Regions from separate parts of the Mus musculus genome. Here regions 1 and 3 are each linked to region 2. A link is a contact called in ENCODE Hi-C or POLR2A ChIA-PET data. All regions are on one chromosome and are shown on one strand. The core of a region is the stretch at or near the end of the contact, and the rest is flanking DNA. Distances in the headings are between cores, read along the strand shown.

Region 1 (3,565 bases), core at 369-2,868, 38 kb before region 2:
TAAGCCTTTCCTTGTATCAAGCCAAGCATTGAGCATAGAGACCATTACCTTGCAGTTAGGCATGGGCCCAGCCAGTAAGCCACAAGCCAGTGAGCCGCAGGCCCAGACCACACATTTGATCCACATAGTAGTTTTCAGAAGTCAGAATCAGTTGAAGGTTTTTGTTATTGTTTGTTTTCAACATTTATTTAGTTTATATGTATGCATGTTTTGCCTGCATGTGTAACTGTGTGCCACATGTATACCTGGTGCCCATGGAGGCCAGAAGAGAGTATCAGATGCCCTGAAACTGGAATTTTAGAAGGTTTCAGGCTACCATGTCCTCTGCTGGGAATCTAACCCAGGTCCTCTGAATGAAAAGCCAGTGTCCTTAACCACTGAGCCATCTCTCCAGCCCCCAGTCACTTGCTTATAACACTAGGTCTTAAGTGGCCCAGGCTGGTCTTGACTTTACTAAGTAGTTGAGGATGGACTTGAACTACTGCTATTGGTGGCTCCTCCTGAGCTGAGATTACGGGCATGTGTGGATAACACACTTGGTTTCTAGGGTGTCAGAGATGGAAGCTGGGGCTTCCTGGCATGCTGGCTAAGCAATTGACCAACTGAGCCATGCCTCTAGCTCCAAGAATCAGATGAAGTTTAAATGCCTTGCCCAAGGTCACAGGGCTAAGACACACCGGTTCCAGAATCTATTATATTTTCAGTTCTTTGCACCTCATGACCTTGGATTGGTCACCTAACCTGTTTACAGCTCCATTTCCTAATCTGTGAAATGGGGGTGATCACGACACCTGCCTTGGGTGTGTTAGGAGGCTTCAGAAAATGACCGGCTTGATCCCATCAGTGCATGGCTGGTGTTGGTATTGTTGACATTATAGCATGAGACCTCCCACGGGGTCATGAGTTGGCCACTCCTTGTTGCAAGAGAACCAGATCCCGTGGGAGCCCCTTTGCCCGCCCAGCTGCTCCTAAAACTCGGTGCAGGTGCCTGGGAAAGTTTACAGTGGAATCAAGGGAACAAAGACTCCAGGTGCTCAGATGGCCAATGCGTGGCTGGCTGGAGGCCAGTTTCCTGCTCAGATTGCTCATGCTCAGGCTCAGGGAATTCACCCTTCTTCCGTGCCCCTGCCTCTGCCAACTGAGGGCTGAGGGCTAGGCTTGGGAACACAGGGCAGGATCCAGCTTGGACCATGTACTTCCTTTCTGGGATCAGTCTCATTGGTTGAAGCAGGAGGTCCTGGGGCATAGAAGAACCCTTGCAGGTTCTCCTTTCTGCTCAGTGGCCTTGGGAAGACTCTGGGGATTGGCTTTGGAGCTAGAGACCAGGGCTCTGCGGCTGGAATCAGAGATGATGCTTCAATGCCAGCTGGAGAATGGAGCATGAGGGTGCCCTAGGGCAAGCCAGCCAGGCTCTGTGTGGCTTGGTTTTCCTACTGTTTAGTTGGAGGGTTGAGTGTGGTTGTGGCTAATGACTGTGCCAGGCTGGCAAATTCCCTTATGTTCTGCACAAAGCCTCCAGGAAAGGAAACTTCCAACCCCAGTGGAGCACAAACTCGCTCAAATCTGAAAGGTCCTTCAAGCCTGCTGCAAGTCCCAGCCTGCTCCCTGCCCCCAATCTCTACCCCTGCCCCACCCTAATGGGCTCCTAGCCATCAGTCTGCACCATGCTCACGTGGTCAGAGTGGTCACATGCCCTGGGATTTTTTTTACTCTCTGTCCCCTTCTCCGGAACACTTGGTGCCCCAGGTCTTCCTGCGGCTGTCCTTCTCGCTACGCCGCTCAAGCGAGTTCTTGGGTGTTAACCTCTTTTATTTACTTACTTTTTAATTTATTTATTTATTTTTGAGACAGGGTTTCTCTGTGCAGCCCTGGCTGTCCTGGAACTCTGTAGACCAACCTGGCCTCGAACTCAGAGATCAGCCTGCTCTGCCTCTGCCTCTGCCTCTGCCTCTGCCTCTGCCTTCTGAGTGCGGGGGTTACAAGGCAGGCACCAGCAAAGCCACCTGTCTGATGCTCCTCACTCTCCATGCTTGCCGAGGGTCCATGTTCATGCTCAACAATTGTGGCAGTGCCAGCTGTGCCCACCCAAAGCCCAGCTAGCCTTCCGGCTGCTGCCTGCCCTCTCCCGGGAATCTCAGCTCATCAATGTCTGCTTCTCTGTTCTTTGTTATCTCTGGTGCCTCAGCAGTGCCTGGCAGCATAGGTATCCAGATACTTGCAGATCTCTGTAGTCTCCACCCGGAATCTAGTTTTAATGCTGACCCCCTCGTCTCCAACGCTGTGGGCAGGGGCCTGGAGCCATGACATGAAAGCTTTGTGGGTGTGAACCTGGGTTTCCAAATCACTTTCACAGGAGGAGTCTCATCAGTGCCTCATAGTAGCTCTGTTAGACAGGTAGGGCTGGATCATAAACTCCACTTCACACATAAGAAAATGGAAGCACCCAGAGGCTTATAGAACTTACCCAAGCCCCCTGGCCACTGGTTACTACTGGCCTCAGGTAACCAAGGGTCAGGAGTTAGGAAGCCATTCCCAGGATAGCAAGCCAGACATACGAGTAACTGAAGAACAGTCCACACGTTAAAGCCACTTTCCATCAGGTCACAATATAGAACTAATATATTTAGAATGACTTGAAGAGGAATAAGTATTCTGGCCTGAACTTTTCTGAGCTAAAACATGTTTTTTTAATAGATTAAAGAAAAAAAGGCAGCCTTAAGGGTCTGAGAAGAGACTGCCTCCCAGACTCCCTTGGACACAGAAATCTGCAGACTCTCAAGCCGATTACATAAAATACGGAGTATTTGTACAGCACTTGCACACATATGCTCACATACTTGAGATTGTCTCCAGATAACTTATAACACCCGATTAGATGTAAATCTGGCGGGGTGGAACACACCTGTAATCTCAGGAGTCAGAAGGCCGAGGCAGAAAGATCATAAGTTCAAGACCGGTATAGACCACATAAAGAGACCCTGTTTCAAACCCAAAGGAAAGCAAACCCACTATAAAACTTGGGGAACAAAATTCCTTCTGCAGACCTTTCCTTTTTGGGGGGGACGGAGGGTTTTTCTGCGTAGCCCTGGCTATCCTGGAACTCCCTCTATAGACCAGACTGACCTCAAACTCAGAGATCCACCTGCCTCTGCCTCCCAAGGGCTGGGATCAAAGGTGTCTACCTGCCACCACCGCCTGGCTCCTTTTGCTGGTTTGTAATCAAGACAAACTGGAGAGAGGGGGAGAGCTCCGCAGCGGCTAAAGGACATGAAGGAGACAAGGGGGGAAGGCAGTCACAGCTCTGTATGACAATTCACGCCTTTAGCTCCAGTGATTGGGAATCGGAATAGGATTGTCATGGGTTTTAGACCAGCCTGGGCTATATAGTGAGATTTAGTCTAGCCTGGGCTGCAGAGTGAGACCCTGTCTCAAAAGAAGCAAACCTATTAGTCTTGGAGTCAGAGGCTAAGAAAGCAGACAGGACTTTCCCCTGGTTGCAGGGGGCCAAGTCTTCGGCTTTGGCTGGGCGTAGGGAGCTCCTGCAGACCTCATCAAAGGCGTTAGA
Region 2 (3,415 bases), core at 436-2,935:
CACCATGTGGTTGCTGGGATTTGAACTCAGGACCTTCAGAAGAGCAGTCGGGTGCTCTTACCCACTGAGCCATCTCACCAGCCCTCCCAGCATCTTCATAACTGGAGTCAGGAACTCCAGTTCCAGGGAGTCTCAAACCCTCACACTGACAGATACATGTAAAAAAAAATTTTTTTTTTTAGACAGGATATCTCTGTGTAGCCTTGCTGTCCTGGAACTGGCTCTGTAAAACTCAAGAGATCTTCCTGCTTCTGACTCCCAGGTTGATGGGATTAAAGGCCTGGGCTACAGGCCTGACCTTGAAACAGTATTTAAAGTGCTATTTATTTCATGTGCATTGGTGTTTTGCCTGCATATATATTTTATGTTACACACACAAACACACAGGTCAGAGGTCACAGCTTGTGGAGTAGACTCTGTCTACTGTGTTTGAGAAGAGATTAACAGGAGGAAAGGAAGCAGCAGTTAGAGCAGAAACAGTACATTTCAGATGATGGGTTAACCAGTGCAATTGGACATGTGGCATATGAGAAAAGACACGAGACTGTAGAAGGATGTCAGGGTGGTGACAGTACAGGAGTTGTGGAGCATGGGGAAGTCTGGATGTAAGAAAGAAGACCTGAGACCATCCAAGAGCTTGTCTGCTCTGACTGCCACCTGCCTGTGGGGGTGGGGAGGAGAGTAGAAAGATGTGGCTCTGGAACTGCCCACATGGGCACACATGGGCAGCAGCGAGTGCAGTGTAGCTTCGACAACTGCAGAAAAGTCTGGGGGAAGTGGTTTCATTGCCACAAGAACAATGAACACATATTTTTAAGTTTTTAATTTTATCCATTCACCTAGGAAAAGCTGAAACGGGTTTCCAAAACCTTGATGTCTTTGTTGATCTCCCCCTCTTTATTTCCCTCTATTCCTTTGCTGTGGCTCCACCAAATTGACTTCAGATTGGGGTACCTGCGGGTGGATACCTCTGGCGTCTCATTCCAGCCTTAGGGAATCCTTTCCTATGCTCAGCCACGTGCTGGTTGTGGGGGGGAAGGTCTAGCCTCTTTGGCAGTGCAGTCCGTGAAATCCTAATTATCCCACTTGAACTGATTCTGCGCCGGCCCCGGGCTTCGCGTGGACAGAATTCTAAGCATGGACAACCGAGCAGAGTATCTAGATTCTAGACCATGCATAGACCTCTCGCGGAAGTAAGACTGGAAAGCTACCAGTCTCCGTCTCAGAGTCTGCACAGCTCCCAGAGCGGGGGTGGGGGTAGGTAGGGGGCATGTGGGGCAGGGTTCCCGGGAGCCGGAAGGAGGGCGGGTCCGTGCGGCTTTGCGAGCTCCTCGGTCTCCGGGCTTCAGGTCCCCAGGCTCTGCTCCGCTCCCCCTCCCCCCCAGTGCCCCAAGTCGGGTGACTCGATCCAGCGCCCCTCGTACTTCAGCGCCCAGGAAGGAGGAAGGGGAAAGAGCTGGGCAAGGACCAGCTAGGAGGCCCGCCTACCCGTCGACTTCCTGCTCCGCGCCCTCCTCCCTGCGGCGAGAGCGCGGGGCTTTCACCCGCAGCACTGGGCAGAGGGAGCCTACGGTGCGGCGGCCCACGTGACCACCTTCCCTGCCGCCCACCCCCAGGTCCAGAGGCGGAGGCCGAGGGAAGGACTCCGGGCCGAACCGCGGGGCGGGGCTCCAGCCTGCGATTCCACTTGAGCAACCTGAGCCGGAGGAGGACGCCGCTGCCTGCTGCGGTCCGAGCTCCACGCGCCGCGATGGGCCGGGCGAGCCGCTCCGCTGTCCTGCGGCGCGCGCTGCTGCTGCTGCTGCTACTGCTGCTGCTGCGGACGACGACTACGCGGGCGCTCGGCCCCCGGATCAGTGTGCCGCTGGGTAAGTGCTATGGGGCGCGGCAGAAGGAGGGGAGCGCGGGCAACGAGATGCTTGGTGGGGTGGCCACGACAAAGGAGAGGTTGAGGTCCACTAGGACCAGGAAAGCAGTTGTGGTCAAAGCGAAAGAGGAGGGAAAGCTAGGGAGCTGAGAGCCCTTTTCTTCCATTTTCTATCTGGACTTGGAGAGGGCCGCTTTCTTGCTCGGTTGCAGCTGCTCTTGCTCGGAGGGAGCACACTCGGCACTAGGGGCCTCAGGTGCCAGCCATCCTGCCTACTCATTTACTTGTCTTTGATGCTGACCAGAGTCAGCCTTGGAGCCACCAACGGCACGGGGCTGAGGGCACTGCTGCTGGCCGTGCTATAAACTCTGGGCTTATGATATTCTCAGTCAGCCACAGCAGAGCCTGGAGTTTGGCGGGTGGGTGCCAGGTCTTTCCTCCCTGCCGGCCCATCTCTGACTGATCGACCTGGAGAATTCACCCCCTACTCCAAACACAGGGACTTGGAAACTGACATTGCGAAGACCCATCTGTACCCTGTCTAGAGGGGCCTGAGGGTATCACCCTGGTGGGCCACATTCCTTTTTTGGTGGTTTACAGCTGCCCCTGGCTGCCTGTGTTTCCAATCCTCCACTCATTCTTTACTTCCCTTAGTCTGATCGCCCCTGAACCTTTTCCAGGGAACCTCAACGTTTGGAATTCTAGGGACTTAGCCCAGTAAGTACTTCCTACTGCCCGCACTCCAGCTTCCTCCCCTGCAAAGTCGCCTCAGGCTTAGATACCTTGCAAAGTCATCTTGGGAAATTCATAAAACTTGGTGCATTCGGAGGGCATCAGGCACATAGGTGCCAACAGACAATGTTTGGCCAAACCCCTCTAAATTGCAAACTGTCACTGTGAGTTAGTGCATAAATTAGAGGTTACAGACTAAAACTCTACCAGACTTCCTACTCCATATTTGCATCCCCACCCCTAAAAGCATCCCATTTGCAAAAGGATAGAATCAGCTCTTCAGTTAAGGCCCCTAACAGGATCTCAGTCCCTTATCCAAAACATTGTTGGTAGCTCAAGTTCAAATCCTGTCTCAGCCACTTAGTTCCCACATGACCTTAAGTAAACAACTTCTCTGTGCCTTGATTTCTTCATCTGTAAAATGGGATATTAGCGCCTTGCTCAAGGCGCAGCTCATTACCAGTTGCAAAGTCCTTAGGATAGGGCTTGGTACAGAAACCTCTCAGCGGGTGTTTGCTGTCATTCTTGTTATGTTAAACTCGGACCACTCCTGCATGGAACTGGGTGGTTCGCTGTGGGTGGGGATGGTTCTAGAGTTCACTGCTGCTCCTTGGGAGTTCTGTTCTTGAAGTGAGAAATGACTGAAATCGGAACCCAGGACTGATGCTCTGCCACTTTAAAACACTTACTTAGCTTGTGTGTGGGTGTAAGGGCACACGAAAACATGACGTACATGTGGAGGTCAGTGAGGTCAGAGGGCAGCTGGTGAAATCCTCCCTCAGCCGTGTGGATCTCAGGACCTAAGCTCAGGTCCTC
Region 3 (3,423 bases), core at 97-2,596, 63 kb after region 2:
ATGACAGACCAATTCCAGCCCTCAACCAAGGTTAACAGGGAAATGGACATGTAAACAGGCTAATTAAGATCCAGTGTGGTAGAGATGCTAGAGGGAAGCATGGGATGCCAGTCTTGTGTGTTACTGGAGCACAGATGGGAAAGAGGTGAGAACATCTCTTTTGTGGGTACTACAACTTAGTGGGGGTCCATGTCTCTACTGCAGAAGGCCAAGCCAGCAGAAGGCTAGAAGCCATAAACAGAGCCCTGTCAGGATCAGTGCCACCCACTCTAACCCCAAGGCAGGGCTATCTTCTGCAGCCCAAAAGACAGGAAAATGGCTCATGGACTGAATGCTGCACCTTGCCCTCCATGGTAAACTCTGAACACAGAGGAAGCAAGGCTGGGGATCTTCCCCTATGCCCTGCCTCTGCACCAGTACTGCAGCATTCCAGCCCACTCCTCAACATCATCCAACACAGGTAAAAGAAGGAAAGCCCAGCACTCAACCAAAACAGCAAATGGTCTTCAATCTTTGCTAATTGAAAGACTGCCAACAAGTTCCAGATTGAAAAGCTCTGGCCAGGACCTTTGTTTGCAAAAGGCAAAAAACACGGAGACACCAAGAGTTCTTCAACATTCTAAGATTCTTTGGGGATCGGTAAAGACTAAAAGATGAAGAGCTAAGGCCAGCTTGTATGCATCGCTGCTCACCAAGCCTTAGGCTGAGTTTATCCCTAAGCGATGGGTCTGAACCCTGGGTATGGCTTGGGGCTGGAGGTCACTGGGCAACAAGGAATTCCTTTCCCGGAGGAGTCAAAAGCGACTACGGTGTAGTCGCCATCAGAAGATTGCTGAGGGTACGCCCTTCCTGCCACAGTGGCAGAATCAGGCAGGCCTGGGCAGCCTGTGCCAGAGGGGCGGCTCTGGGCAACTGAACCCGTCTTTTTATTAAAGTTTATGTCGTTTTCCAGGCGCGTGCTGTACCTCCTTTCGATCCTCCCGTCTGAGGCAAGCTCTTCTCATAGTTACAGCAGGGACGCCCAGCCCAGCCTGGTGACTAAGGCCTGTAGTTCCAATTACTTAGGAAGTTGAGACAAGATGATGAATTTAAGGCTAGGACAATTTAGACCGTTTCAAACATTTTTTCCTTTTTAATGGCTAGGGAGATAGCTCAGTGGCAGTAGCTTGCCTAGCATGTACAAGGCCCTAGCTTGGCTCCCCAGCACCACAAAACCAAAATCAGCAGGAAAGGGTGGGTAACTGGACAATACAAGGACAGCCCCCGCCCACCCAGGAAACGAAAAGCGTAGGATACCGTCTAACTTCCGGTTATTCCTTTCTGCTTCCGGGTTCGCCCTCCCACTTCCGGTGCTTTCCGGTCGCGAGCTGTAGATACCACCTCGCGTCGCAATGGCGCTCTCTCTGAGCCTCTTTTTGGGCGGTCGTGTCCGCACCTCTCTCGCTCGCTGTGGGTTCGCGTCCCAGGTCATGGCGGGCCCGGGTTCTGTCAGCTGCGAGCCGGACCCCGATTCCGACTGGGAGCCGGAGGAGCGGGAGCTCCAGGAGGTGGAGAGGTACCTGCTTCGTGGCGAGCCCTCAGCCTGGAGTTAGGCTTCGCGCCCCGGCGTTCCATGCGCCCCCCCCCAGCTCCGGGCGTCCGGCAGCCGCGTCTGCACAGGCTCTAGTTTCTTCTCATCCGTTGTCTAGGGCACAGGGGCAAGTGATCAGCTCCCTTGACACCCTAGGTCCCGTTGCTTAGTGACGTGTTTCATCACCCGTTAGAGAGTTCGGCATGCTTACGTTCAGGTGCTGTAGGTGTTAGGTTTCTGGGGGCAGTGCACCCAGAGTGCTTTAACCTGGCAGACATGCGGTCAGACGAGAGGGCTGAGCTCTCCAAGATTTAGTTGGATGCTTTTTGAAACACTAGTCTTGCTTCCAAGCTCGGCTTTTGCCATTGGTTCTTTCCCCCAGCGCTTTGAAACGTCAGAAAAAAGCAATGCGATTCCAGAAAATACGAAGGCAAATGGAGGCTCCAGGTGCACCACCCAGAACACTGACGTGGGAAGCCATGGAGCAGATCCGGTGAGACGTTGCTTACAAAATGGGATTTACCTTTTGGGGGATTTTAAGTATTTAGTATTATTGCCTTTAAAATAGAAAGCGTCATAATAAGGAACTTCCTAAACCTGTCCAGAATTTTGTTTGTTTTGCGATGCTGGGATCAGCACAGGGACTTGCTTATGGTCCACTGAGGTCATCACCTCCTAAGGACATACCTAGCTTGGTAGGTACATTATGGACAGTTGATTGAAGTTTGGAAAGCTCTTCTTTTGAGGCAACCTCATGTAGCCAGCTGACCTCCAGGACACTGTAGACAAGGATAGCTTTGAACTCTTGTCTTCCTGCCTCTGCCATCTGAGTTTTGTAATTGAGATTAAAAGTATGTACCAACGCTCCTGGATTTTTATTTTATTTATGTATTTGTTTATTTATTGACAAGACCGCTCTGTAGACCAGGTTAGCCTGGAATTCTTGGGGCAATTCTGACTCTGCCTCCCAAGTTCAGGGATTACACTGTGTATGAGTCACTACTCTTACTTGAAAGGCGTCTGAAACGAATTTTCTTTAAGGGGGCTGGAAAGATGGCTCAGTGGCTCAGTGGCTAAGAGCACTGACTGCTATTCAAAAGGTCCTGAGTTAGCTGGACATGGTGGCGCATGCCTTTAGTCCCAGCACTTGGGAGGCAGAGGCAGGCAGATTTCTGAGTTCGAGGCCAGCCTGGTCTACAGAGTGAGTTCCAGGACAGCCAGGGCTACACAGAGAAACCCTGTCTCAAAAAAAAAAAAAAAGTCCTGAGTTCAATTCCCAGCAACCACATGATGACTTACAACCATCTGTAATGGGATCTGATGCCCTCTTCTGGTATGTCTGAAGACAGATACAGTGCACTCATAAAATAAATAAAAATTTGTTTTTTGTTTTTTTAAGATTTCTTATTTATTTATTATATGTAAGTACACTGTAGCTGTCTTCAGATGCACCAGAAGAGGGCATCAGATCTCATTACAGATGGTTGTGAGCCACCATGTGGTTGCTGGGATTTGAACTTCGGACCTTCAGAAGAGCAGTTGGGTGCTCTTACCCACTGAGCCATCTCACCAGCCCCCTTGGTTTTTTTTCTTTTTTTTTTTTTTTTTGAGACAAGGTTTCTCTGTGCTGGGATTAAAGGCGTGTGCCTTTAATCACCCGGCTTAAATATTTTTTTTAAAAAGAATTTTCTTTTAAGTATTAAGGTTTTTTTTCTTTCCTCCGCTTTTAGGAGCTTGGGGGCGATAGCTCAGTTAGTAACTTGACTGGCAAAATGGGGATCTCAATTTGGTTCCCCATTACCCATGGAAAAAGCCTGATGTGGTGGCATGCTCTTGTAATTGTAGCAGTGCTG

What was found. Hi-C counts contacts between places; a loop is a spot of excess contacts on that map. ChIA-PET counts read pairs that join two places held with the same protein, here RNA polymerase II (POLR2A).
Region 1: a map of CH12.LX shows a loop between it and region 2 (2.0-fold over the local background). The contact joins the enhancer-like site here to the promoter of Sema4b in region 2. A Hi-C loop is called at or near these places in 7 of 37 maps with a recorded cell type or tissue (CH12.LX, T-helper 1 cell, T-helper 2 cell and 2 more). POLR2A ChIA-PET finds 5 or more read pairs at or near these places in 4 of 5 experiments (Patski and embryonic stem cell).
Region 3: POLR2A ChIA-PET joins it to region 2 with 30 read pairs in embryonic stem cell. The contact joins the promoter of Ngrn here to the promoter of Sema4b in region 2. POLR2A ChIA-PET finds 5 or more read pairs at or near these places in 4 of 5 experiments (Patski and embryonic stem cell).

The regions. Positions count from the first base shown.
Region 1 is chr7:80,159,438-80,163,002 of GRCm38, forward strand. No RefSeq gene overlaps it. Among named protein-coding and RNA genes, the nearest start is that of Gm45202, 6.3 kb to the left of the region's middle. Within about 2 kb of position 1,619, at least 1 of the 3 ENCODE cell types and tissues checked has a DNase peak (open chromatin) inside an H3K27ac peak, as active enhancers do; it is heart, where a contact is called at or near this core.
Region 2 is chr7:80,196,903-80,200,317 of GRCm38, forward strand. Sema4b (sema domain, immunoglobulin domain (Ig), transmembrane domain (TM) and short cytoplasmic domain, (semaphorin) 4B) reads left to right here and starts at 1,686. Exons shown (of 14, transcript NM_001360135.2): 1 at 1,686-1,868. The coding sequence starts at 1,751.
Region 3 is chr7:80,259,869-80,263,291 of GRCm38, forward strand. It overlaps Ngrn (neugrin, neurite outgrowth associated), which reads left to right and starts at 1,347. Exons shown (of 3, transcript NM_031375.4): 1 at 1,347-1,555; 2 at 1,953-2,063. The coding sequence starts at 1,392. Ttll13 (tubulin tyrosine ligase-like family, member 13) reads left to right here. Exons shown (of 15, transcript NM_177765.3): 15 at 461-953. The coding sequence ends at 657.